Linked DNA regions of Homo sapiens: region 2 is linked to region 1. A link is an interaction called in ENCODE POLR2A ChIA-PET data of the cell type or tissue named here. Cell type or tissue: Caco-2. All regions are shown on one strand. Links, peaks and the distances in the headings refer to the core of each region. The heading gives the core; the rest is flanking DNA.

Evidence for each region. ChIA-PET counts read pairs that join two places held together with the same protein. Peaks named below come from ENCODE experiments on the same cell type or tissue, not always from the same donor. Only the 100,000 strongest peaks of a DNase experiment are listed, where the experiment ranks them.
Region 2: POLR2A ChIA-PET joins it to region 1 with 5 read pairs; 10 of 35 experiments call an interaction of 5 or more read pairs at or near these places.

What each region holds. Positions count from the first base shown.
Region 1 is chr7:47,656,418-47,667,997 of GRCh38, forward strand. LINC02902 (long intergenic non-protein coding RNA 2902) reads left to right here. Exons shown (of 3, transcript NR_171030.1): 2 at 2,276-2,339; 3 at 2,490-5,231. Among named protein-coding and RNA genes, the nearest start is that of LINC02902, 7.0 kb to the left of the region's middle. RefSeq lists an enhancer at 3,442-3,982. In Caco-2, for the core only: no CTCF peak of the experiment used is centred there; DNase peaks (open chromatin) are centred at 8,484 and 10,449.
Region 2 is chr7:47,601,645-47,618,625 of GRCh38, forward strand. No RefSeq gene overlaps it. Among named protein-coding and RNA genes, the nearest start is that of LINC01447, 12 kb to the right of the region's middle. RefSeq lists a silencer at 9,224-9,465 and enhancers at 12,576-13,122, 13,123-13,667. In Caco-2, for the core only: no CTCF peak of the experiment used is centred there; no DNase peak of the experiment used is centred there.

The sequences.
Region 1 (11,580 bases), core at 6,273-11,272:
AAGAACTGCCTTTCACTTGTTTAGATTCAGTCAAGACCAGAACAAAGAGAAACACGGAGATTTCTGTCCAGGAGTGGGCCTTCAGGGACTGCATAGCTTCTCAGTGCTCGACTTGCGTGATGGGATAAGTGCTCTTAGAGCTCACTCACCCCTTCTGTCATGTGAAGACACAGGGAGATGGCATCATCAATGAACGAGAAAGTGGGCCCTCCCCAGACAGCGAATGTCCTGGCACCTTAATCTTGGACTTTCAGCCACTAGAACTGCAAGAAATAAATTTCTGTTGTGTGCGAGCCATCCAGTCCATGGTACTTTGTTACAGCAGCCTGAAGGTACTAGCAAGCCTTAAGAAAAGTATCAGAAAATGGCCGGGCGTGATGGCTCACGCCTGTAATCCCAGGGCCTTGGGAGGCCGAGGCAGGTGGATCACGAGGTGAGGAGATCGAGACCATCCTGGCTAACACGGTGAAATCCCGTCTCTACTAAAAATATAAAAAATTAGCCGGGCGTGGTAGTGGGCGCCTGTAGTCCCAGCTACTCCGGAGGCTGAGGCAGGAGAATGTCGTGAACCCAGGAGGCGGAGGTGGCAGTGAGTGGAGATCGTGCCACTGCACTCCAGCCTGGGCAACAGAGCAAGACTCCGTCCCCCCCCGCAAAAAAAAGAAAGAAAATGGTCAACCTGTCTCAAGAGCCTCAAGATATTCTCACTAAGGTGTTGTTGATACCCTTGGACGTCTCTTTCTGTACACACATGCACTTGAGCACATGCGTCTTTTCACAGTAGCCCACTGTGCATGCTGCTTGCCACACACCTGACAGTGTCAGTCTTGGTAGGTGGTGTTGGGGGTATGTCAAGGGCTCCCCGTGACCTCCAAGATGTAGCCACTTCTGGCCCTCACCCACTGCCCTTCCAGACGCGTCTCCCAGCTAGCCCTGCACCCCCTGCTCTGAGCACCTCATCTTGCAGACACGGACACCTTCCCCTTGATCTCCTCTGTTCCTTTGGCGCTGCTGCTCTGCTGCCTGGCTGCCTTTTCCCATCTATGAATAGCGTAATTAGATTCTCCTGTAATGAAGTGAGTGGGACTTTGGAGGCCTCCATTCCCATTTTGTCCCTGTCCTGACTTCCTCACATCCCCTCCGGGACTGTCCCTCTATGTGACCTTTGGCCTTCAAGCTTCTTGCCATTGCATCTTCGCTCAACCTGTGCCTTCTCTCTGGAATGCCTCTCCCACCTTCTCTGTGCATCAAGGCCTTATTTACTCCCGAACTCAGCCTGCAGGATTCTACATAGAATTAAACTTCCCTCCTCTGGAGGCCTGTGTACTTGCTGATTGAATTAGTCAAGTGTCTTTGGTACAAGTGGTCAAGGGCATGAACTGGGTGCGGGACGGCCTGGGTCTATATCTTACTCTGCCGCTCTGTAGCTGTCAAAATTGGAACATCTCTGTGCCTCACTCTTCTTATCCTTAAAATGGGGTTAATGGCTGGGTGCGTGGCTCATGCCTGTAATCCCAGCACTTTGGAAGGCCGTGGCAGGCAGATCACGAGGTGAGGAGATGGAGACCATCCTGGCCAACATGGTGAAACCCCGTCTCTGCTAAAAATACAAAAATCAGCTGGGCGTGGCGGTGCATGCCTGTAGTCCCAGCTACTCGGGAGGCTGAGGCAGCAGAATTGCTTGAACCCGGGAGGCGGAGATTGCAGTGAGCCAAGATCGCACCATTGCACCCCAGCCTGGGTGACAGAGTGAGATTCTGTCTTAAAAAAAAATATGGGGTTAATATCTGAGTTCCTTGTAGGGATGTGTGATCATTCATTGAATGGAAATGTGGGAAGTATTTAACACTTGACACAGGGTAAGCACTAGATGAGTATGGCAGTTGCTGCACTTATCTCCTTGTGTTCTAGTTGGTTTTTACCCTTTTGTATGTACCCCAATCCCAGACCCCCACAATGACAGCTACCCGAGAGCAGAAGCCATATTCATGTTTACATTCCCAGTGCCTTATCTATGGGTTGGTACAAGGGAGGTTCCCCCAAATGTGGCTGGTGAATGGGTGGCTTTGTTCCAGGCCATTGATGCACCCTCCATGGCTGAATGGAAATTAGAATCCCCACCTGAGTTACCTCAGATATTCCCATTTCTAGATTACAGGAAAAGTTCCCGTGCTCTTAGGAAAAGGAAGCTCATAGTCACCAGGAAGTATACCTAGTACTTTCATGGATGCTATTCAGTTTAACCTTCTCCTAAATGCCTGCTCTTATTGTGCAGGTAAGGAAACAACTTCAGAGAAGTTAAGCAACTTGCCCAGGCCACACAGCTATTCACCAAAGAGGTAATATTTGAGTTCAGGGCTGGGTGCCCCTAAGCCAGCACACCTTCTTACTTGTTACTCATTTGTAAATTCCATGGTGGGTGGAGGATATATCCTGGAGAGGGTATTGAGTGGTTCGGGATTTACTAAAACCCCTCTTGCTTTACACAGAGCTGATGCTGAGTCTTTCAGAGGAGTGCCTGCAGCATTTAAAAAATGCAGAGAAGTGTTCAGAGCCTGCTGGGGAAGCAGGGAGCTGCTATTTCTGTTCAAGGCAATCAGTGAGGCTGGACCTGCCCAGAATTCATGTGGAATCACCCTAGAGAAGGCTGGTGGCTTGGAAGACACTGGATCTCACTGGCTCAGCTGGGCACGGTGCAAGGTGCTATACATAAATGGTTTCACTGACCCCTGGAAGGATGCTCAGGCCTGGATACTCATTGTGAGCTGCAAAAAAGGAAAGGGGACCCCTGAGAGGGAAGGCAGGAACTAGGGCTCATGGCCAGAGGTGTGGAGCTGCATTGAAATCTCTTGAGTGGGATGCCCATGCTTCCCCACCAGATCCCAGAAACTCAACGTAGTGTCCTGATGTCCTGACTGGCTCTGCAGAAGCCCAGGTGTCACTCCGGGTGAGTGGGCTCAGATCCTCCACGGTCTACATCCTCCAGGCACTCTGGGCATCCCCGTCCTCTGGGTGGGGACAGCTTTCTAGCTGTGCTGGGTGAGGGTGATTATAGCCAGCAATCCTGGCTGGGCCTTCGTTCTTGATCCCCGGTAAAGGCAGGGGCTACAGGGTGCCCTGGTGCACAGAGGCTCACTGGCTGCTCAAGGTCTCCTCCCACAACCATCTACATCCTGACTCAGCGCTGAATTGTGATGCTCTGGAGGACAAGGCTGGTGCTCCCACAGTGTGTACCTGCCTTCCTGGAGGCCAGGATGCCAAGAACTGCCTCCTAGCCACCCGCTTCTTCCAGGCCCTTAGAACTCCAGCCAGAGGGCTGCCTGTAGGGCCTGCTTCTGTGCAGCTGCTCAGAGCAGTGACAGCACTCCTTACCCCGTCCCTGTCTACCCCACAAGTGCTGCCTGCTTACTTGGGTCGTGTCCATGCTGGCCTCTGCTCTTGGGGCCTGGGGAGCCAGAGCCACCAAGGACGGACAGGCCAGACTCAGGAAGCAGCCTGTGGTGGGGCAGCCCACCTACACTCGCCCCTCCCTTGAGCCTTCTCACCCGGCAGCATCCCTGCTGGATGCAGGTTCCCTCCATGCCTCCACCCAGGGGCATCCCCACCCCTCATTGCGACCGTCTCCAGAGCCCTTCCTTCCCTGCACCATCCCTGCTCCTTCATCTCCTGCCCTTTGCCTGCCCTACCTGTCGCCTCAGCAGGCACTCACATGGGCACATCTTGGCCTCCCTCCTGAGGGCCCTGCCCAGACCAGCCAAAGGAAGGCAACCTCAGGCGGCACCAGGCAGTGACTGGGCAGTGGGGACAAGGACCACAATGCCCGTGGCTGTAGGTGTCATGGGTTGGGGAGGGGGTGTGGGTTCCTGGACCTTTGCCCTGGTCCTGGGGTGGGCAGGTGGGGTTCCTGGTTGACCCTGCACACAGCCTCCGGGGTGGTCTCCAGAGGACTGTGCAGTGGGGGCAGCCAGTGGCAGCCTAAAGAGTGCAGGATGGGGGTGGGGGGTGCCCACTGAAACAAATGCTCAAGAGCAGCTGGTTATGGCAGGACTTTAAGTATATATTCCTGTACATCTTTTCAAACATATACACAAAGCAATTCACATTTTCATATACTGGAAAGGCAGGCTAACTTTTCATTTTCCTGCAACATGTGCATAGTAATAAAAAATTCTGGCCGAGCGCAGTGGCTCACCCCTGTAATCCCAGCACTTTGGCAGGCCAAGGTGGGCGGATCACAAGGTCAGGGGTTCGAGATTAGCCTGACCAACATGGTGAAATCCCGTCTCTACTAAAAATACAAAAATTAGCCGGGCGTGGTGGCATACACCTGTAATCCCAGCTACTCAGGAGGCTGAGGCAGGAGAATTGCATGAACATGGGAGGCAGAGGTTGCAGTGAGCCGAGACTGCGCCACTGCACCCCAGGCTGGGTGACAGAGCTAGACTCAGTCTCAAAAAAAAAAAAAAGTTCTATAGCCTTCTTCCAGTTTCTCCCCCCAATTAAATGTAATAACAATCTAATCAGTGCACTGAAAGTTAAGATAATAGAAAAAATTTCATCCAGAATCCCATCACCCACATGTTACCGAGGGAGAAATTTTACCACCTCTTGTTTCAGGCCAGTTCAGGCAGGTGTACATTGTCTCAGAAGGGAGATATTTCTTTCGTCTGATACTGGAGAGTCACCAGAGTCGCCAGACAACAGGACAGGACACTCATCTTGCCCACAGGCTAGGTTTGCTGGATGTCACTAGGTTTGCCAGACACCAACTCTTGTCAGAGTTATTCCATTTGCCTGTTTGGAAAAGGCAGCCTTCACCCCTGCATTCCTAGCTCCTGGGCTGACGGCCTGCCTGACATCTGAGGGTAGTGGAGTGAGGTTGGCACTTGCCCTGCGCTGAGAGTGGAGGGGAGATAATGGTTTAGGTGGGAAAGTACAGCCCCTCCAGCTTCAGGGATCAGCTCACAGCAGGGGGAAAAGTCCTAGAGGAAGACTGGGGTGGGGCATGTCTGCTCACTCACAAAAGCAGATTCATTATTACAGGGCCTTTAAAGAGGGATGTGTGTGGGTAGATGGGATCCTCACCGAGGTGTGACCTGCTTTTTCTAGTGTTTGCGAGGATGTCTCATTAACCTGCAGGAAAGTGCTGGTTTCAATTCGATGGTTTGTTTTCTGTTCTGTTTCCTTTCTGTTACAAACACAAAGGGTACATTAAAGAGCCTTTCCCCATCATCTTGTTTTTTAAAAAATATTTTTTTACTTGTTAGAGTTTATTTTAATTATGGAAAGAATTCAAATCCATAGCAACACATAGCTAATGACAAACAATTCCGAAAACATTTTAGGAAGAGCAACACATTGACTTTTCCTTTTTGAAACGTGTAAGAAGGTGTTCATTATTGCAGTGCCCTGCTTATGCCTCAAGACTTGCTTAGTGCTGTCCTCCAAGAATACCGCTCTGTCCCCTTCAGGATGGACAGGGCCCCACTGTCGTTCCCCTCCTACGTCCTTCATAAAACTCATCAAGTAATGTTTTCACATGGCCCTCTCCCTCCCAGATATGAGCAAGGAACTCATCTGCTGAGCTCACATCCAGAAACGAAGATATCAGTTAAAACAAATAGGCTGGATGTGGTGGCTCACGCCTGTAATTCCAGCACTTCAGGAGGCCGAGGCGCTCAGATCACCTGAGGTCAGGAGGAGTTCGAGAACAGCCTGGCCACCATGGTGAAACCCCATCTCTACTAAAAATACAAAAATTAGCCAGCGTGGTGGCATGCACCTGAAATCTTAGCTACTCATGAGGCTGAGGCACAAGAATCCCTTGAACTCGGTAGGCGGAGGTTGCAGTGAGCCAAGATCGCACCACTGCATTCCAGCCTGGGCGACAGAGCAAGACTCCGTCTCAAAATAAAAAAAAAAAAAAGAAAGAAAGAAAATTTGTGCATAGTCAGACTTATTAAATTTAGGAACTGCATAATCATGAAGACTGTATCCCAAGAAAATTAAATGGCTGGCCAATTTGATGAACCATTTCCTGAGCTTGGTCAATTGAATATAAACAGTGGTGCTTTCTCAGCATAAACATTCTAAATGTGGATAGGAAGTGTGCTGTGCAGGACGGACAGATTATTCTTTTAACTAGATACATCTGGAGAGTCCCTTGGTCATTCCATGAATTTGTAGGGAAAAGACCTTCCTGACCAGGAGACCAATTCTTCTTGGCCAAATTGGGCATGATGCCAGCCTATAACATCGTCAAACACAGCAGAAGATTCAGAGAGAGGCAAATTAAAAGTGATAAGGAGCTATCCATTTTTGCCATATATATATATATATATATATATATATATATATATATATATATATATATATATATACACACACACACAGAGAGAGAGAGAGAGAGAGAGAGAGACAGATGGAGTCTCACTCTGTTGCCCAGGCTGGAGTGCGGTGGCATGATCTTGGCTCACTGCAATCTCTGCCTCCCGGGATCAAGCAGTTCTCTGCCTCAGCCTCCCGAGTAGCTGGGATTACAGGTGCCTGCCACCACACATGGCTAATTTTTGTATTTTTAGTAGAGACGGGGTTTCAATATTTTGACTAGGCTAGTCTTGAACTTCTGATCTCGTGATCCACCTGCCTCGGCCTCCCAAAATGCTGGGATTACGGGCGTGAGCCACTGTGCCCAGCCAACAATGAATCATTTTATGATCAGAGAACAGCAGAGTGATAAGCAGCAGAGCTAACAGTTCTGTTCCAGAGCCAGGTGTGAGGCTCGGTGTTTGGATTGTCTTACTTCCAAGCCATATGGCATCCTACAAGGTGAGCAAAAAAGATCTATTTCCACTGTGAAGAAACCGACATTTAAGTAACAAATTAGTAGGAGAAGGAATGAACTTTTGAACATGGGGCTTTCCTTCCCATTTCAGGTCTCATTCTTTCCATCATGCCACATGCTTTGCAGAGTCTGTGAACTACTAGAAGATGAGTAGCTAACCCGTATGCCTCAGGGTTCATAAAAGTAACAAAGAAGGGTCTCTTAAATTCCTTAAGAAATACTTTTTCAGGCGTATCGGAATTCATAAATGTGGTAACATCCCATTAAAATGTCAAGCATCTGCTTTTGGTTGAAATTGTGTCTAACTTTTTAAATACCAATTGACACCAGCGATTAGTTTTTGGTGAATTGTGTTGCCTCTGGAGATATAGTTTCCAGAGCCACAGCTCAGGTATCAAAGTTCCTGAAATGAAATTGATCTAGCTGGGGATCAGGCCAAGCATATTAAAATAGGGTGGCTATGAGGACAGCGAGGTCGGGGGAGGAAGAGGGCAGAGACGGGCAAGAATATAACTTAGGCCTGACCTTGACTCCCCAAGGCCCCCGATCTGATGTCCCCCTCATGTCTCAGTCTTGCAAGACATTGCCCCAAAACACACCCCCAAGCTCCTTTCTTCAGTTTTTAGAAAATTAGCAAATATTGAGCTGGAATAACCATTAGCGACCATCTGGTCCAAACTCATTATCTGAAATTGGAAGACACTGAAACACAGGGGAAAGAATGACATTTCTGCTGTTCCTGTTGCTGGCTGTGCAGAATACAATGCTTCCTGCATGGACAATAGCAGGAATTATTTTACATGGGAAGAAACTGAAGCTCAGCAAGGTTTGCTAATTTTCTCAAGACACTCAAGATGTTCATTTTCCACAGGACAGCCTCTCTGGGTCTCTTCCAACCTCTCTCTGTCCAATTCTGAGCTGGAGGCTAAGTCTAAGAATGGGACCAAATTCCCTACATAGAAGTGAGATTTTAACCCAGGTCTTTTGGTTTTAGGGTTTATTCCCTTTTCATTGTCTTTAAAGGATTGCTATAACTGAATAACCTCAACAATAAAATTAGATTCATTTTTAAGGCATTGAAAGATATTTATCTGAGGAATGCATTTATTTGCTGTTTACTGAAGAACAACTCTAGATGCTAACAGTATCAAGATGACTAAGAGATAGTTCTGGGCCAGGCGCAGTGGCTCATGCCTGTAATCCCAACACTTTGGGAGGCCGAGGTGTGCAGATCACAAGGTCAGGGGTTCGAGACCATCCTGGCTAACATGGTGAAACCCTGTCTCTACTAAAAATACAAAAAAATTAGCCGGGCATGGTGGCGGGCGCCTGTAGTCCCAGCTACTCAGGAGGCTGAGGCAGGAGAATGGCGTGAACCCGAGAGGCAGAGCTTGCAGTGAGCTGAGATTGCACCACTGCACTCCAGCCTGGGTGACAGAGCAAGACGCCGTCTCAAAAAAAAAAAAAAGGCAGTCCTTAGATCCACGGAGAATGTAGACCTTTACCACCCTCACAGCTCAATCCAACAAATAGACATTCATCCTATCACTTATTGGTTACTTATTAAATCCTCATGGCATACCAGACATTGTGCGAAGACACAGGGCTGTCAGACAGAGACTTACAAGAAGCTTAGGGGGAGCAAGCGCTGGGGCACAAGTTACTGTTGCAACAGAGGGAGCTCGTGGTGGGCAGCATGGGGATACTGGGGCCTCTCTGACTATGGACTGGGCAATGGGAGAGGTCTCAGCAGTCCAGGGACTTCTCAAGGGACATCATCTGACAACATGTGAGCCAATTGTCCCCGCCTCATTTCTCTCTGCATGTTCCTTTAGAGAAAAAAGAGATGGAATTACACCTACAAAAGTGTTGCAACAAACAGGCTAATTCACCAAGAAAGACTTTTCTGGGACTTTTCCCTGTCACTTGCACCAGCTCCTAGTGGGAGATAGACCCATATATGGGGCCATGTTGCCCAAATCCAATCACCATCTGTGGCTCAAGTTCTGTTCTTTGCTGGTCTGAGCAGGTGCTAAAGAGGACTGGAAATTAGAATTTGACAGTACTGAGGAAACTGGGTTTTCCAATTCATTCTTTCGTCGGTGCATTCATTCATCAGCACTATGAGCAGTTCGCAAGGGTCAGGCATGGACGGATGCCTGGGGATACAGATACAGACGAAAACAGACTGTGCCCGGGAGAAATGCTTACTCTCATGGGACCAGTGGAAGGGCTGAGGGGCAATTGTGGTTGAGTGCTGCTCTGTTTTTTTTTGTTCTTTTTTTTTTTTTTGAGACAGAGTCTTGCTCTGTCACCCAGGCTGGAGTGCAGTGGCGCCATCTCGGCTCACTGCAAGTTCTGCCTCCCACGTCCACGCCATTCTCCTGCCTCAGCGTCCCGAGTAGCTGGTACTACAGGCACCCGCCACCATGCCCGGCTAACGTTTTGTATTTTTAGTAGAGACGGGGTTTCACCGTGTTAGCCAGGATGGTCTTGATCTCCTGACCTCGTGATCTGCCCACCTTGGCCTCCCAAAGTGCTGGGATTACAGGTGTGAGCCACCGCGCCCGGCCACGAGTGCTGCTCTGTTTTCAAGGAGCCGCCTCTGCCAGCTGCTCCTCTCCAGGCCTTCTCCAACGATCTGCCCACTAAAAGGTGAAAACAACAAAAACAAAAACAAATTTTCCCACAAAATCAATTTCTTACATCACAAATTTAATGAGCATGATTATAGCTTGACTGATGGAAAATAAGTAAGCAGGGTCTTCTACCATAATTCATTAGCTAATGCATGTTATGCATGCATGTATATATGTGTGCCCACTTTGTTCCAGACAGGATTCAAAATCACTTACAAAGGAAAATACGATACTTTAGTTAATTGATTCTCTGGCTTTTCTTGGAAATTTGCATTCTTCTTTAGAATATAAAGTGCTGGATTGGCAGCAGAAGAAAACGAGAACAGAACCCCCCTTACCTGCTGCAGGGTTTGGACAGGCTGCTAGGCCTCAGGTTCTCCTGCTGAATGAACCCTTTGTACCATCTGTGCATAACTGACCGGGGCCAGGAGGAACTATGGAAATGCTGCCTCAGCCCGAATGTCAATTCTACATTCCAGCAGAATGTCTCAAACATCACATGTACTTTAAGGGAATTCAGTTTTCAACCAGCTCCTACATGACATCCACCTGCCTTAGCCTCCCAAAGTGCTGGGATTGCAGGCATAAGCCACCGCGCCAGGCCGAGTGAGCCTTCTTGCACGGTACGTATATTCAGATACAATGAAGGTAGGTTCATGATAAAAAAAAATGTTGTTTTTCTTTTCTTGCTATTTTTTTTTTGTCATTGGCATATCAACTTTCAGAATGACCTAAACCTTCAAGAATCATACTGTTAAAAGTCTGTGAAAAATATGAGCCATTCCTGGAATAGTAAGAGTTCAGTTCATGGCAGCGGCTGTGATGATTATTCAGACAGTGCAGTTATGGACTCTAAAGTGCTGTAATCAAACATGGTTAACTGCAAAGGCGGACCTAGTCCTGCTGCAGTCCTCTGGATTGGTAACTCCAAGGAGCCCAAGGGACCAGTTCTTCTGGTTTCCCTATGTGGAGACCCGGGGGCCTTGGCCCTTGGCTGAAGGTGGGACATTGATCTCAGCCTTACAGCACAGGCTTTCCCTGACTGGCCTACAAGGACACAAGCCATGTTGGTCATTCTCACCCATGAGTCCCTTTTTGATGAGTACTGGGGCCTAAGGCTGAGGGCCGTGACACTTCCTAGTGAGTAGGACCTCAGCAGCATGTACTGGTCCTATAAAGCCGACCTGCTGGCTCTGTCCTGCAGGGGCCCTAACATGTACCACGCAAGAAGTCTCACTCGGCCGGGTATGGTGGCTCATGCCTGTAATCCCAGCACTTTGGGAGGCCAAGGAGGGTGGGTCACTTGAGGTCAGAAGTTCGAGACCAGCCTGTTCAACATGGCGAAACCCTGTCTCTACGAAAAATACAAAAAAATTAGCTGGGCATAGTGGTGCATACCTCTAGTCCCAGCTACTCCAGCCTGGGTGACAGAGTGAGACTCTGTCCAAAAAAAAAAAGAAGTCTCACTCAAGGAGGTTGCAGCATTATGGTGGCAGGATGAGGTAACCGAGTTAAAGCTGGGATCAGCCTTCCCTGTTGGAGGTACACAGGCCCTGTAGGACCCCTGGTCTTGAGTCCTTCTCCATTGTCAAACTCAGATACCCTCTTTAAGGCCCAAGTCAAACTTTACCTTAGGGAGAAGGGGCACAGATCTTCCTAATACCTGAGTGTGAGGCAGACCCTCCCCTTTGCTGCTCCCACAGGGCTTTGTGCTGCCCTCAGGAGCATTCAGCCCTGGAGTCTGCAGAGCTGCTGTGCGTGTAGCCTCGCTCTCTTGGTTCATGCAGGCATGTAGCCGACCCTCAGCCGAAACACAGAGCCCATTTTCTCCATAAAGAAAAGGTGAGTTGGCCAGGCGCAGTGGCTCATGCCTGTAATCTCAGCACTTTGGGAGGCCGAGGTGGGCGAATCACGAGGTCAGGAGTTCGAGACCAGCCTGGCCAGCATGGTGAAACCCCATCCCTACCAAAAATACAAAATGTTAGCTGGGTGTGGTGGCAGGCGCCTATAATCCCAGCTACTCGGGAGGCTGAGGCAGGAGAATCACTTGAACCCGGGAGGCAGAGGTTGCAGTGAGCTGAGATTGCACCACTGCAC
Region 2 (16,981 bases), core at 6,985-11,984, 54 kb before region 1:
ACATCAACCAGGGGAGGAGACGGCCACATAAGGAAAGAAGCATATTGTGATATGGAAGGTAAAACAGAGGTGCAGGGTGGCCTGGAGGAGGAAATGACTGACACTGAGAGGGGTTTAGGGATGTCCTCATGGAGATGGTGACATCTGAGCTGCATTTTGAGACCTCTGCCGAAATCAGTCATGTCACACTGTGTGATTCAGAGCCACCTGTGTGATTCAGAAGCAGCTGGTGAAAAACACCGTGAAGCTTCCCACTATGGAGAGACCCTCTGACGACAAACTCAGGCCCAACTGATGGCAGATCCTGCTCAGCACACATTTGACAAAGCAAAGTTCACCTTGTTAGAAGTTGACACCCCCCACCTGCTCCTGTGCAGAGGTCCTGCATTCTTACACCCTGGCCAGAAGAGGTGTCAGAGTGGGGCATGGACTCTGTAAGCTGCAAAAGAAGCTGCCTGGGAGGAGTCAGGCTGGAGGTCAGCTTCTACTTTAAATTCTCTATGGGACACTGGTAAAACTACAGCCAGGATTCAATTCCAAGAAGGTTATCAGAGAGACAATCCAAGGTTTAGGTGCAAAGATGTTCAGGGCAGCATTGTTTATAATTATGAGAAATATAACAATCAGAAAACATTTCCTGAGGACACTATGGTCAGGGAGCAGTTTCTGTGTTTTAAAGGAATAGCCTGCTGTGGTTTTGAATAGTTGTGTCCCCTCTAAAACTCATGTTGAAACGTAATCCCCAATGCAACAGTGTTAAGAGGTGTGGCCTAATTAGGAGGTGATTGAGTCATGAAGGCTCTGACAACCTGATGGGATTAGATGCCCTTAGGAAAAGCCCTGGTGGAGGGAGTAAGTTCCCTGGTTGGCCCCTTTGGTTCCTCCCACCTTGTAAGGACACCATGTTCCTCCCCTTGGTCGTATGCAGCAATAAGACACCATTTTGGAAGAGCAGACCAGGCTGTCCCCAGGCACTGAACCTGCTGCGACCTTAATCTTGGACTTTTCAGCCTCTAGAACTGTTGATAAAATACATTTCTGCTCTTTATAAATTATTCAGTCTCTGGTTTCTTGTTATAGCAGCACAAACAGTCAAAGACATAGCCTATTGAGACAGGAATTATAATTGTTCCCATTTCCCAGGCAGCAAAACAGGAACTCTAAGAGGGCAGGTTTGAACTCAACCTGCATGGGATTGGCAAGGTGAAAATGATGGCTTCAGGCCGGGAGCAGTGGCTCACGCCTGTAATCACAACAATTTGGGAGGCCAAGGTGGGCGGATCACCTGAGGTTAGGAATTCGAGACTAGCCTGGCCAACATGGTGAAACCCCTTCTCTACTAAAAAAAAAAAAAAAAAAAAATACAAAGATTAGCCGGGCATGGTAGTGCACACCTGTAGTCCCAGCTACTCAGGAGGCTGAGACAGGAGAATCTCTTGAACCCTGGAGGGGGAGGTTGCAGTGAGCAGAGATCGTGCCACTGCACTCCAGCTTGGGCGACAGAGCGATAATCTGTCTCAGGAAAAAATAAATAAAATAAAATGATGGCTTCAAAAAATTTTCTTAGAAGATTTTGCTCAAACAATCTAAAGTTATGCAGAAAAGACATGCTTACATAGATAAAAACATGCTTAGAAGGAACCTTGGGCAGTGGGCATGGTGGCTCACACCTGTAATCCCAGCATTTTGGGAGGCCGAGGCAGGCAGATCACAAGGTCAGGAGATTGAGACCATCCTGGCCAACATGGTGAAACCCCATCTCTACTAAAAATACAAAAATTAGCCAGGCGTGGTGGTGTGCACCTGCGGGAGGCTGAGGCAGGAGAATCACTTGAACCCAGGAGGCAGAGGTTGCAGTGAGCCAGTGAGAGGTGAAGCCAGCTGGATTTCCTGGGTTGAGTGGGGACTTGGACAACTTTTCTGTCCAGCTAAAGTATTGTAAACACACCAATCAGCCCTCAGTGTCTAGCTAAAGGATTGTAAACACACCAATCGGCACTCTGTAAAAATGCACCAATCAGCGCTCTGTGTCTAGCTAAAGGATTGTACACGCACCAATCACAGCTCTGTAAAATGGACTAACCAGTGCTCTGTAAAATGGACCCATCAGTGCTCCGTAAAATGGACCAATCAGCAGGACGTGGGTGGGGCCAAATAAGGGAATAAAAGCTGGCCACCAGAGCCAGCAGCAGCAACCTGCTCAGGTCCCCTTCCAGGCTGTAGAAGCTTTGTTCTTTTGCTCTTCACAATAAATCTTGCTGCTGTTCATTCTTTGGGTCCACACTACCTTTATGAGCTGTAACACTCACCATGAGGGTCTGTGGCTTCATTCCTGAAGTCAGTGAGACCACGAACCCACCAAGAGGAACAAACAACTCTGGACACGCCACCGTTAAGAGTTGTAACACTCACTGCGAAGGTCCGTGGCTTCACTTCTGAGGTCAGTGAGACCACGAACCCACCAGAAGGAAGAAACTCCGGACACATCTGAACATCTGAAGGAACAAACTTCGGACACATCTTTAAGAGCTGTAACACTCACTGCAAGGGTCTGCAGCTTCATTCTTGAAGTCATAGAGACCAAGAACCCACCAGAAAGAATAAATTCTGGACACATGGAGATCGTGCCATTGCACTCCAGCCTGGAGGCAGAGGGAGACTCTGTCTCGAAAAAAAAAAAAAGGAACCTTGCAAGAAGTAAACATGTTAATGGTGACAACCAGGATTGTCCCTTGGGGGTAGGATTACTGGCAATTGTTAAGGCACCTTAGACTTTTCCTTCATTTTCTAGTTTCCCACTGTGGGGTTACATTACTTTCATGATGTGAAAAACCCATGCTACTTGCCAATGACTTAAATTATATATTCGACTGGGCACAGTGGCTCACACCTCTAATCCCAACACTTTGGGAGGCTGTGGTGGGCAGATAGTTTGAGCCCAGGAGTTCAAGACCAACCTGGGCAATACAGTGAGACCCCATCTCTACAAAAAATGTAGAAACATCATCCACAAAATATGTAGAGACATCCTCATGCCGGTAGCCCAAGCTACTCAGGAAGCTGGGACAAGAGGTTCACTTGAGCCTGGGAGGCAGAGGTTACTGTGAGCCAAGATCGCACCACTGCTCTCCAGCCTGAGTGATAGAGCAAGACTCTGTCTCCAATAAATGAGTGAATGATATGTTCTTGCAGTATTGGACCTGTTGGCATCTAAATATCTCACCTCAAAGATTATAGAAGTGCTGTTCTGGATGTTGCTATCCCTGTGAAACCTTCTCCAACCCCCGCCCTCCCTCCTTGGCTTAATTGCGGATACTGTTTCCAAGTAAAGCAAATTTCATTTCTCCAAATTAAAGTGACATGAAGCAGGTTTTTCACCCTGGTCAGCCCTTGCCACATAGTTGGGATGCCAGAATTCTTTCAAATAGCATGGAAAGTCCCAAAGACCAAACTAGAGTTCAACCTCTAAGTAAATAACTTCTCTTGCCAACATTCCTTTCTGGGGTGAGCCTTCCAATTTTTTTCATGCAAGTCAGTCTGTAAACTCTGCACAGCCAGCCTGGTGAGGCCCTACAGTAAACAGCGCACCTCCACTCCATATACGTGATTAAGGAGCTGGGGTCCAGACCTCAAAGTGTCCTCAACATGCGTTCAGGAAGAGCCATTTGTTACCTATGGTAGACTGCTGAAGCTGATGGTGACTTACTTAGAAAGTAATGAAACAGGACAGGCGCAGTGGCTCACGCCTGTAATCCCAGCACTTTGGGAGGCCAAGGCAGGTGGATCTCCTGAGTTCAGGAGTTCGAGGCCAACCTGACCAACATGGTGAAACCCCGTCTTTACTAAAAATACAAAAATTAGCCAGGCATGGTGGCAGGCACCTGTAATCCCAGCTACTCGGGAGGGTGAGACATGAGAATAGCTTGAACCTGGGAGGCGAAGGTTGATTGCGCCATTGCACTCCAGCCTGGGCAACACAGCAAGACTCTGTCTCAAAAAAAATAAAAAATAAAAACAAAAGTAATGAAACAGGCCAGGTGCAGTGGCTCAGGCCTATAATCCCGGCAGTTTGGGAGACCGAGGCAGGTGGATCACGAGGTCAGGAGATTGAGACCATCCTGGCCAACATGACTTTTTTTTGAGACAAAGAAAGAGAGAGAGAGAGAGAGGGAGGCAGGGAGGGAGGGAGGGAGAAAGAAAGAAATGAAAGAAAAGAAAGAGAAAGAAAGAGAAAGTAATGAAATAGCAGAGGCAAAGTGATGTCTCCAGCAATGGGGTTCTCATTCCCTTTCCTACTGATGCCTGTACTACTCTGGTTAAAAAGAGTAAACTCACTCACAACCCTGGGCCCTCCATCCTGTGTGCTGCAATGGAGTGAAAGTTTGGAAATTCCAACTAAGAAATTAAACATTGAGCAAAGAGTCTGCTTTCTCCAGTATTGGGTATAAAGTCAAATGGCATTAGGGCTGAGGGCCTCGTATGGCATCTTTGCCTGGGTGGACTGGCTGGTGCAGTGAGTTCAGGGTACAGAAGGCACTGAGGAGCCAATGCAATCTGGGGTCTGGGGTCAGTAGGACAGGGCTTGTCAAAAGTACGAACATTAAGAGGGTTCTGTGGCAGGGGTGGGGTAAGGGAAGACTCCGAAGGCTGGAGCAGAAGCATTGGCAGCAGCGCCGTGACTGGGCCAGTCAGCTTTATTCTCTGCTGGCTGTTGGTACTCTGGCTGAATATGAACAAGCCTGGGACACTGGTGCTGACTGGTCACAGTTGCGATGGTCAGACAGTCAATACCTGCGGGTAAAGCCTGTCTCTGATTAAGATGGAGACTGCTAGGCTAGGATTCCTCCCCAGGCTCCTCTTGTCTGTCATCTGCTTATGAACTTTCTAAATTTGGCCCGGCACAGTGGCTCACGCCTGTAATCCCAGCACTTTGGGAGGCCAAGGCGGGTGGATCATGAAGTCAGGAGTTCGAGACCAGCCTGGCCAACATGGCGAAACCTCGTCTCTGCTAAAAATACAAAAATTAGCCAGCTGTGGTGGCAGGCGCCCGTAATCCCGGCTACTCCAGAGGCTGAGGCAGGAGAACTGCTTGAGCCTGGGAGGTGGAGGTTGCAGTGAGCAGAGATTGCGCCACTGCACTCCAGCCTTGGTGACAGACCAAACTCTATCTCAAAAACAAACAAACAAAAAAAATTTCTACATTTATAAATGGTGTTTTAAAAAGAAAAAGAAACCTGGAACATTGCTATGGGCTGAGTTGCGCCTCCTAAAATCCCAAGGTTGATGTCCCAACCACAGTGCCTTAGTGTGTGACTGAATGTGAGATAGGATCTTTAAAGAGGTAATTAAGGCCAGGCTTGGTGGCTCACGCCTGTAATCCCAGCATTTTGGGAGGCTGAGGCAGGCAGATCATGAGGTCAGGAGATTGAGACCAGCCTGACCAACATGGTGAAACCCCGTGTCTACTAAAATACAAAAAATTAGCCAGGCGTGGTGGGGTGTGCCTGTAGTCCCAGCTACTCCGGAGGCTGAGGCAGGGGAATTGCTTGAACCCGGGAGGTGGAGGTTGCAGTGAGCTGAGATTGCTCCACTGCACTCCAGCCTGGCGACAGAGTGAGACTCTGTCTCAAAAAATAAATAAATAAATAAAAATAAGGAGGTAATTAAAGTTTAATGAGGTCATTAGGGTGGGCCCTAATGTAATATGACTGGTGTCTTTAAAACAAGAGGACATTAGGACACAGATACACACAGAGGGACAACACCTGGGGAAGGTGGCATCTACAAGCCCAGGAGACAGGCCCCAGAAGAAACCAACTCGGCCCATACCTGGATCTCAGACTTTCAGCTTCCAAAACTGAGAATAAACTTATACTGTTCAAGCTTCCCTGTCTGCAGTATTTCCTTTTTTTTTTTTTTTTTTTGAGACAGAGTCTCACTGTGTCGCCCAGGCTGGAGTGCAGTAGTGCAGTCTTGACTCACTGCAACCTCCACCTCCCGGGTTCAAGCAATTCTCCTGTCTCAGCCTCCTGAGTGGCTGGGACTGTAGGTGCTCACCACCACACCTGGCTAATTTTTGTATTTTTAGTAGAGATAGGGTTTCACCATATGGGTCAGACTGGTCTCAAACTCCTGACCTCAGGTGATCCACCCACCTCGCCTCTCAAAGTGCTGGGATTACAAGCCTGAGCCGCCACATCCTGCCTGTAGTATTTTCTTACTGCAACTTAGCAAGCTACAATATGAAGCAAAAATACAGACATGAAGCATGAAGTATACATTTGCTTTAATTATCTATGTATGCTCTATGCCACATCTGCCATGTACTACTTTAAAGCCATGTACAGGCCTGTACAGGGACACTCAGCACAGTGTCACATATGTAGATCTAAGCACCTGAGTCATTTTCAAGGACACTTGCTTTTGGGGTCCCAGAGCCTAGGACAGTCATTTGAATCTGCTGTACACACGTTCTCAAAAACACCCACCCCAAGTGGTGTGTTTACTGATCATGCCATCTCAGAGTGAATGTCACCGCCAACCTAACCAGAGATACACAGCGAGTGCCCTCCAGGAAGGTCCTTAACCTTTCCAGCATCCTTAGATGATCTGTTCTTGCTCCATCAAACAAGTGAGCAGAGGAATGTGGCCCTCAGAACAATTGCATCCAGGGAGCGAAGACTGAATCTGGTCTCAGGCAGGGTAAAGATTTGTCTCCGCCTCACTCTCCCTGAGTGGTCAGAAAGCGGCCCTGTGATGGTGAGCAGTCTAAAGGTGGAGGTGCGTGCAAGTGCCCGGTGTGAGCAGGTCAGCCCCGCGCTGGTCAGCTCTTCACTGACTCCCTCCACTGCAGATCTGGAAGTGTGGGTGCTGTACTCAGACAGGAATGTCATCAAGCCGAAGAGCACCTTCTACTGGAGTTCAGGTAAGGTTTTTGCTCCAGACATTTTTCATCTGTAGAATGTTAATATCTAGACATTAAACATTCATATAATCATAAGAGTTTTCCAGGCCCCCTATATATGCAAATGGTAAATAACTTAATTATAGTCAGAAAATCGATAGGTGAAAGTAAAAAGTTCCATTTATAATGTTACTGAGATTAGTAACATTCAGAAATTGAAAATCTGCTTTTAGATTTTTTCCCAACAAATTTTATCTATGAAGTAAAATAGGTTCCTCGGCTCCCTTCTCTTGAAGGCAGAGTAAATGAATATTTATAAGTCACTTTTCACATCCTTACAGGGCACTTCACAACCCTTGTTTTATTAGGGACAAAGCACTCTGTAGTGAGAAATAATCAGTGTTGCGATGTTGGTCATCCTTATGTGCCTATTATCTTTTTTTTCTTTTTTTTTTTTTTGAGACAGAGTCTCACTCTGTAACACCCAGGCTGGAGTGCAGTGGCACGATCTTGGCTCTTGTCTGTCCACTGGTTAAAGCGATACTCCTGCCTCAGCCTCCCGAGTAGCTGAGATTACAGGCGCCCGCCACCATGCCTGGCTAACTTTTGTGTTTTTTGTTTCTTAGTAGAGACAGGGTTTCACCGTGTTGGCCAGGCTGGTCTCGAACTCCTGACCTCAAATGACCCACCTCTGCCTCCCAAAGTGCTGGGATTCCAGGCGTGAGCCACCGCACCAGGACCCCCTTATGTGCCCATTATCTACGAGGCTCAGTATAGGATTTATCTCACCAAAATCTGACCCTAACCCTACATGGTTCCCAGAGAAGTGATTGCTAATTATTATTAACACATGGAACAACTATAATAGTTATTATTATTTTGAACACAGTCTTGCTCTGTCACCCAGACTGGAGTGCAGTGGTGCAATCTTGGCTAACTGCAACCTCCATCTCCCGGATTCAAGTGATTCTCCTGCCTCAGCCTCCTCAGTAGCTGGGATTACAGGCACGCACCACCAAGCCTGGCTAATTTTTCTATTTTTAGTAGAGATGGGGTCTCACCATGTTGGCCAGGCTGGTCTCGAACTCCTGGCCTCAAATGATCCACCCACCTCAGCCTCCCAAAGTGTTAGGATTATAGGTATGAGCTGCGGTGCTCAGCCACATTGAACAATTATAGCATGGCAGGTGCTTATGTGAATCAGCTGCTCAAGTCTTCATAACCAACCCATGGAGAAGGAAGGGCCTCTCACTGTGACCCCACATTGTCAATGGAGAAACAAACGCCGAGACCAAGAACCTCACCGGGCGTGCTGGCTGGCGTCTATAGTCCCAACTACTCAGGAGGCTGAGGCAGGGGAATCGCTTGAACCCAGGAGGCGTAGGTTGCAGTTAGCTGAGATTGCGCCACTGCACTCCAGCCTGGCAACAAGGCAAGACTCTGTCTCAAAAAAAAAAAAGGCCCTGGAGTGGACAGTGGCAGAACTGGGGTATGATGCTGGAGATTGACGCTGAGCGACAAGTCACCACATCCCCCACCTACCTTCCCTCCACACATTTCCTAACTTGCCCCACGTCAAAGAGTTATCAGTAACTATACCACAGTTGTTTTGATGATTGCAAAGAGCAAGAATGGGAATAAATCCCTTCTTGATGTCTCAGCCCTCATGTGGATTTGGCGGAGGCCAAGAGCTGGCTTCATCAGCTTCTGTTTATGAGCAGAGCTTCCAAGGCCTGTCTGTGCAGAGAGAGCTTGAATACATCCCAGGAAAGACCACGAGTGAGGCGCTCATTCAGCAGAAGGGTTTTACAGAATGGCTTGGAATATGTGAAGGCCCACGGAGCTGGAGCGGAGGGAGCCAGGCATCAGTTGCCCTGTCTGAACCTTCAAGAAGGCTGAGGGCTCTGCCTTCCTTGTTCATCTAACTCTGCAAGTTTTGGGGACAGGGAAAAAGTGTTACTATTTCCACAGCTGATCCAGTTCTTACAAAGCCTCGAGCTTGGAAAGAAAGAGAGGGAGAAAACCTTCAGCCCTATCACTGATTTCAGAGTGCAGAGCAGGCTGCCAGGGGCTCTCCAGGCAAAGGCAGCGGCAGTGGCCTCCCTATTGCCCTGCTGGGAGCAGGCTCATCCCTCACCATCCCTCCTCTTCTCATTTCTACCCCCAGGAGCTCAGTTAGTTGCTGCTGGCTCGTTTCTATTTACACAACTGGAAAAGTAATGTGTGGTCTCTCCCAAACAGTTGGGCGATCTGTGTAATTATGCAACAGTAGAAAACAGCAGCTCTGTTTGGAAAGCAGGGTTATGATCTCCTAGCTGGGGATTGTTTATGGAGATGAATCTCATGGCAGGCTCAATTTCCTTAAGCAGCTCCTCTCCCTGCCAGGTCAGGTCCTTCCCTGGTCACAGACTGCACTGTCTTCTGGAGTCTTGGCTGTCCTGGACATAAGCCATTTCTAGTGAGTGGTATGTACCACCTTCCATTCTGCAGTTCTAAGGAGGAATCTGGAAGCATTCACAGCTAATCGTCTCTATGGGTGCCCCCACTACCGTGCCCCTCTGCCCCGGGAACACACAGCTATTGCCATTTGCCTCACACCAGCCCTCTTCCAGTTCCAAAACGTTCAAAGTGATTGCTCGGCAAGAGAAAGGTTGCCTATCCTGCACGAGGCGCTGTGTTTCTCCAGCTCTATAATATACTGGTGGTTTACAATGTCACCATCAGGAACAATTCCCGGCAGAGGGTAATCGGCCAAAAGGACAAGTCAAATCAACACAGGCAAACAGCCAAGCCCAGGTGGCAGGGTCGGTCTGCAGAGGAGGCTGAGCATTTATATGGAGGCCTGAAGGTTTGTCCTTGAAAAGGCAAATTGTCTAGATATCAGGTTAGCATCTGGTGGGTGTGTTGAAGAATTACAAGCTGGTAGTTAAAGGGCAATTGCTTTTCCTTGAGACAAAAATGGCCTAAGTGGTTAGATGGAAAGGGCAAGGGAGATATTGGAATGGTGAGCCCATGAAAGACACAGACTTGGGTCCTGGAGACGGGCCCCACTCCTGTGAGCCAGGGCACTGGCCTGGGGGATCCCAAACCGGCAAGTCAGCCGCCGACAGCACTGTCTGCTCCTCAGCCCATCCTCAGGGCTCCATAGAAGCCTCTCTGTCACCGTGTCTCAGAGACTTTTTTTTTTTTTTTTTTAAGATGGAGTCTCACTCTGTCGCCCAGGCTGGAGTGCAGGGGCATGATCTCGGCTCACTGCAACCTCCGCCTCTTGGGTTCAAGCAATTCTCCAGCCTCAGCCTCCTGAATAGCGGGGATTACAGGCCTGCGCCACCATGCCCGGCTAATTTTTGTATTTTTAGTAAAGATGGGGTTTCACCATGTTGGCCAGGCTGGTCTCAAACTCCTGACCTCGTGATCCGCCCGCCTCAGCCTCCCAAAGTGCTGGGATTACAGGCGTGAGCCACTGCACCTAGCAAGGATTGTTTTTAATAATAATGGAGCCCAGGCGAGGTGGCTCACACCTGTAACCCCAGCACTTTGGGAGGAAAAGGCGGGTGGATCACCAGGTCAGGAGATCAAGACCATCCTGGCCAACATGGCGAAACCCCATCTCTACTAAAAATACAAAAATTACCCAGGCGTAGTGGTGTGCGCCTGTAGTCCCAGCTACTCAGGAGGCTGAGGCAGGAGAATCGCTTGAACCCGGGAGGCAGATGGTGCAGTGAGCCGAGATTGTGCCACTGCACTCCAGCCTGGCAAAGAGCGAGACTCCATCTCAAAATAATAATAATAATAATAATAATAATAATAATAAGAAGAAGAAGAAGAAGAAGAAGAAGAAGAAGAAGAAGGAGAAGAATGGGAAATGGGGCAAATGCAGAAATTACAGCAACTGCTCATATTCCTAGCACACAGAGATTAAAGAACAGGGAATATCTAGGTTTACTTCCTGTGACATTGGGTTTAATGTATATTTGATGCTTGAATCTTGCTCCTTCTTCTTTTTTTTTTTTTTTTGATACGGAGTCTCTCTCTGTTGCCCAGGCTGGAGTGCAGTGGCGCGATCTTGGCTCACTGCAAGCTCCGCCTCCTGGGTTCACGCCATTCTCCTGCCTCAACCTCCCGAGTAGCTGGGACTACAGGCGCCCACCACCATGCCCAGCTAATTTTTTTGTATTTTTAGAAGAGACAGGGTTTCACTGTGTTAGCCAGGATGGTCTCGATCTCCTGACCTCGTGACCTGCCCGCTTCAGCCTCCGAAAGTGCTGGGATTACAGGCATGAGCCACTGCGCCCGGCCACATTGCAGATTTTTTATTTCTAATTATTGTGGATAATACTGTGGTGAATAACTTGCTATCAAATGCATTTCTCACACACTCCCATTTTTTGGATTATATTTTAATATACTTTTTTTCTCACATGGAAGAGTACTAGGACAAACATTATGAAAACTCTGGAAAAACACTTTAAAGAGGTGGATTTTTTTTTTTTTTTCCTTAGGACAGCAGAGGTCGGACCTTTCCTCTTCCCCGCACCAACACCAGCTCCATGTGCATTTATTGTTGGATTTTAACACCCGTGTCCTCCCTCCCTCTCCCCAGTGTTCTTTCACAGCTTTGCCCACTGGCAAAGATGGATATCTTGTTGTATAAAATGGAAAAAAGCAGAAATTGTGAAGATTAGACCTACCTTCCTTCCTTCCTTCCTTCCTTCTTTTCCTTCCTCCCTTTCTCCCTCTCCCTCCTTCCCTCTTTCTTTCTTTTTGCAAAGATTAGGATTCTCTCTGGGTTTTCTAGAAAGCAAGTATCACTGAGCAATGGGCTCACACTAGTTACGCATAGAAGCCAATATTATAGCATCAGCTTTTGTGAAAAGAAAAAGCTTTATTGCAAGGTTGACTGGCAAGGAGACAGGAGGCAGTGCTGAAATCTGTCTCCCCAGGCTGGGATCTGGGGGCAGGTTTTATAGGCAGAGAACAACTATGAGGGAGATAGGAAACTGCAACAGGCGTGACTGGACTGGGTCATGCAAAGAGGTGGTGCTAGGTTCTTGGCTTTTAAGTTTGTACTGCAACAAAACAGGGCATCCTCGCTTCTTAACTTGGACCTCGTTCCTCGATGGACTGCATGTGGTTCTGCACGTGATTGTCTTTTTCATTCTGGTTGGCTCTGGCATCACCAATCAGGCATGCTTGGTTTATCTGGGCATGCTCAAGTTATGTGACTTACAACCCTCGTGTCCACTGCAAATGAAAAACAGCTCATCTTTTCGTTTCATTTTGTTACTGACAAAATGGAACCAGGCTGAACTGTTTCTGCAGTGAAGGATACATGCCCCACTCAGTCCCCGGCAGTGCTAGGCAAGGCGATAGAGGCAGCAGAGGGAGTGAGTACTGGCACTAACCTTCCACAGAAGGACAGAATTTTTTTTTTTTTTTTTGAGATGGAGTCTCACTGTGTCTGTCGCCAGGCTGGAGTACAGTGGCAAAATCTCGGCTCACTGCATCCTCTGCCTCCTGGGTTCAAGCAATTCTCCTGCCTCAGCCTCCCAAGTAGCTGGGATTACAGGTGCACACTACCACTCCCAGCTAATTTTTGTATTTTTAGTAGAGATGGGGTTTCACCATGTTGGCAGGATGGTCTTGATCTCTTGACCTCATGATCCACCTGCCTCGGCCTCCCAAAGTGCTGGGATTACAGGCATGAGCCACCGCACCTGGCCAGGACAGAATTTTAACTGGTAGCTTTTCCGAAGATCTGGCTCAGTAAAGACTAGTAGGAGTAACTGCTCCTAGTAGTGACTAGTTGGGGAAAATCTTGGTGGATATCTGCTTGTGTGCAACCCCTAACACAAAAATGTACCTGAGCCTGGTGTTAGCTGTTGCAGATGCTTGGGACAGCGGGAAAACAGAGCAATTTGGAGCCATCTGTAAAATGTCCATCTTCAGGAGTACACACAGTTGCACCAAAGAGCTGGGCCCCGAGCTTGTGGAACTGAAGGGCCTAGGAAAGAGCCCTGGCCTTTTCAGCAGACAAAGCAGAGGACAGAGGATATGCTGAGTAATCGAATGGCTGGCCCCAAGCAGCAGCAGTGCTTTCCAGGCAGGTGGGCTGGCCGTTGTGGGCAGGACAGAGCCCTCACACCTGGATGGCTCGTGCAGCAGGATGCCTGTTGTTCCTGGCACAGGCAGGTGTAGAACCTCTCCTTCCACAATGCCATGCTGTATGCCACCGCTCAGCATAAAACCAGCTTTCTCCTGTGCTGCCAAACCCCTGCCAGTCCTCCTCTGGCCAAGATCTCTGCCTTTGAGAAGCTCCGGGCCCTCAGTGGAGCTGAAGGCCCTCTTTGTGCTGCCCCAGACTTGGCCCGTGGCTCTATGACTGCACTCAAGGACCCTAGATGTCCATGCTGACCCCACCAGCCCAACCTCACCCCTAGGCCATGGGCAACCAGAAAGGCTGGCCCATTATCTCTATTCCCATCTTGCCAACACTGGTCTGATTATCAAACGAGGGAACACAGGAGAAAGGACACTTCGGCTGACCAGTGCAGTGCCCGTGCAGTAGAAAGGCATACTTCCTGATAGCACCAGCCTGGCCAGAGAGAAATCGAGTCTCCCCACTTCCTATTCGGGAACTCATGAATTCACCCTCTTACCTTAAATGACTTATAAGTGACTGAAATCAATTTAATGTTTAAAATAATTTCAATAGGCCAGGCACAGTGGCTCATGCCTGTAATCCCAGCACTTTGGGAGGCCGAGGTGGGTGGATCATGAGGTCAGGAGATCGAGACCATCCTGGCTAACATGGTGAAACCTCGTCTCTACTAAAAATACAAAAAATTGGCCGGGCCTGATGGCGGGCGGCTGTAGTCCCAGCTACTCGGGAGGCTGAGGTAGGAGAATGGCATGTACCCGGGAGGCAGAGCTTGCAGTGAGCTGAGATCGCGCCACTGCATTCTAGCCTGGGCAACAGAGTAAGACTCTGTCTAAAAATATATATATATATATAAAATAAAATAAAATAAAATAAACATAGCTTCACTTAATATCTGAATGTGTTATGCTATCTTAAAGGGTAAGCCTAGTAACAACAAGCAGTCAAGACACTGGTGACAACAAACTCTGTGGGAGCCCAGCTCCTGCCACTCTCTGCTTAGGGAAGAGTTCATGCTCACTCTAACTCTGTTTCCTTGTCTGTGAGCTTAGGACTGTTCTAGTTAACTATTGTTGAACAACAAAACCAACCCAAAACTTCATGGCTGTAAACAATAATCGTTTATTACTTTTTATTTATTCTTTTTTTTGAATTAGGGTCTCCCTTTGTCACCCAGGCTGGAGTGCAGTGGTGTGATCTCGCCTTCTGCAATCTCAAACTCCTGGGCTCAAGTGATCTTTTCACCTCAGCCTTCCTAGTAGCTGGGACTAAAGCACATGGTATCATGCCTGACTAATTTTTAAAAAATTGTTTGTGGAGATGGGGTCTCATGTTGCCCGGGATGGTCTAGAACTCCTGGGCTAAGGTGATCCACCTGCCTCAGCCTCCCAAAGTGCTGGGATTACAGGCATGAGCCACTGTGCCCGGCTCACTTATTACTATTATGTCTCCTAGTCCTAGGGGCTAATGGGCTCAGGTCAGCAGCGCTGACTCAGGTCTCTGGTCCCCATGGGTGTGCTCAGACTGGGGCTGGAGCTGGGTTGTGTTGAAGGCTCTTCCCTCCCTGTGTGGTACCTGTGTTGCAGGACTCAAACAGCTGGGGATCTTTAGCCCTCTCTCTCTCCCTTCTCTCCATGTGGCCCCTCCAGCATGGTGGCTTCAGGGTGACTGGGCTTGAGGGTAGCACGACAGGCCCAGAGTTCTACAGGCACAACCCTGAGAGGGACTAAGCTGAGTGGAAGCCATATTCTAGGCCTTGGAAGGAGCGTGCCTGAGCCAGATAGTACCAGCCTCCAGGAACTGATCATTAAATGTTCAAAAATGTTGGGGTGCCTGTTAATCACAGGCACCATTAAGATTTAACAAAAACTTACAGTTACATTGTATTAAAATCAAAGGCAATATATTCTTTGTCACTTCCAAATGATTTTTTACCATATATTACTGTTATTTATGCTTTTGGAGTTATTTACATCGATCTTATCTATAGAGTGGAAATACCATTAATGGTGTGTTAATGCACATGTCTTTCCAGCTTCATGTTCAGTGACATCATCTTAGTAGCCTGAAACCCACCATGGGCATATTTACACCCCAGCAAGTGGCAGTTGTACAAATCAAAGCCTTAATATTTTTTTCCAGTTGTAAAATTTTGTTTAAAGAAATCTTGGCCCAGCGCAGTGGCTCACGCCTGTAATTCCAGCATCATGGGAGGCTGAGGAGGGTGGATCACGAGGTCAGGAGATGGAGACCATCCTGGTTAACATGGTGAAACCCCATCTCTACTAAAAATGAAGATAATTAGCCAGGCGTGGTGGCAAGTGCCTGTAGTCCCAGCTACTCGGGAGGCTGAGGCAGGAGAATCGCTAGAACCCTTGAGGCAGAGGTTGCAGTGAGCCGAGATCGCACCACTGCACTCCAGCCTGGATGGCAGAACGAGACTCCATCTCAAAAAAAAAAAAAGAAAAAAGAATATTTAGCCAAATTAACTTTAAAAGAGTTTAATTGAGCAAAGAATGATTCGCAAATCAGGCAGCCTCCAGAGTCAGAGACTCCAGTGTAGCTACATGGTAGAAGATTTATGGACATATAAAGGAAAGTGACATACAGAAAACAGAAGTGAGGCACAGAAACAGCTGGATTGGTGACAGCTCGGTGTTTGCCTTATTTGAACATGGTTTGCATAGTTGACAACCTTTTTTTTAGAAATGGAGTCTCACTCCATCACCCAGGCTGGAGTGCAATGGAGCAATCTTGGCTCACTGCAACCTCTGCCTCTCAGCTTCAAGCAATTCTCCTGCCTCGGCCTCCCCAGTAGCTAGGATTACAGGCGCCCGCCACCCACCCAGCTAATTTTTTGTGTTTTCAGTAGAGACGGGGTTTTGCCATGTTGGTCAGGCTGGTCTTGAACTCCTGACCTCAAGTGATGCACCCGCCTCGGCCTCCCAAAGTGCTGGGATTACAGGTGTGAGCCACTGCGCCTGGCCAATAGGCAACCTTCAATTGGCCAAAACTCAGTGACAGCACAAGAGTAGGCTACAGTCTGTATATAACTCCATTTAGGCTCCAGTTCACATAATGTACAGATAAACCTTTAGGCCAAACTTAAAATATGTAAGTAGCAGCTTTAGGCTAAACTTGATGGAACAATATCTACTGGTGCCTGTTGGCCATTTCCTACTAGTCAGAGTGGTCATGACTGCTTTCTAGATGCAAGGGAGGTCCTCTGTGGGAGGACAGCGCTGTGTGAGAGCACGTGAATGGGATACATACATCACGGCAGCCCTCTTTGGGGAGTCACAACCTGCCACGGGGATAGTGGAAGAATTGATGTAATTTATGGAAAGTGTTTTACCTAGTATGGAGGATATGAATTCTTCAATAAATGGCAGCTAGTTATTATTACATATCTGCTGGGCCTAATATTTGTCCCCTCCCCAGTTCATATGCTGAAACCTAATTGTAAAGTCATAGTAAAAGGAAGCAGGGCCTTTGGAAGGTATAAGGTTAGAAGGGCTCTGTTCGACCGGGCGCGGTGGCTCATGCCTGTAATCCCAGCACTTTGGGAGTCCGAGGCGGGCAGATCACGACGTCAGGAGATTGAGACCATCCTGGGTAACACAGTGAAACCCCGTCTCTACTAAAAATACAAATAAATTGGCTGGGCGTGGTGGCAGGCACCTGTAGTCCCAGCTACTGGAGAGGCTGAGGTAGGAGAATGGCATGAACCCGGGAGGCGGAGCTTGCGGTGAGCTGAGATCGCGCCACTGCACTCCAGCCTGGGCGACAGAGCGAGACTCCGTCTCAAAAAAAAAAAAAAAGAAAAGAAAAAGAAGGGCTCTGTTCCTGTGCTCTCGTGAATGGGATTAGTGCCCTTAAAAAAGAGGCTCCAGAGAGCCACCTGCCCGTTCTGTCAT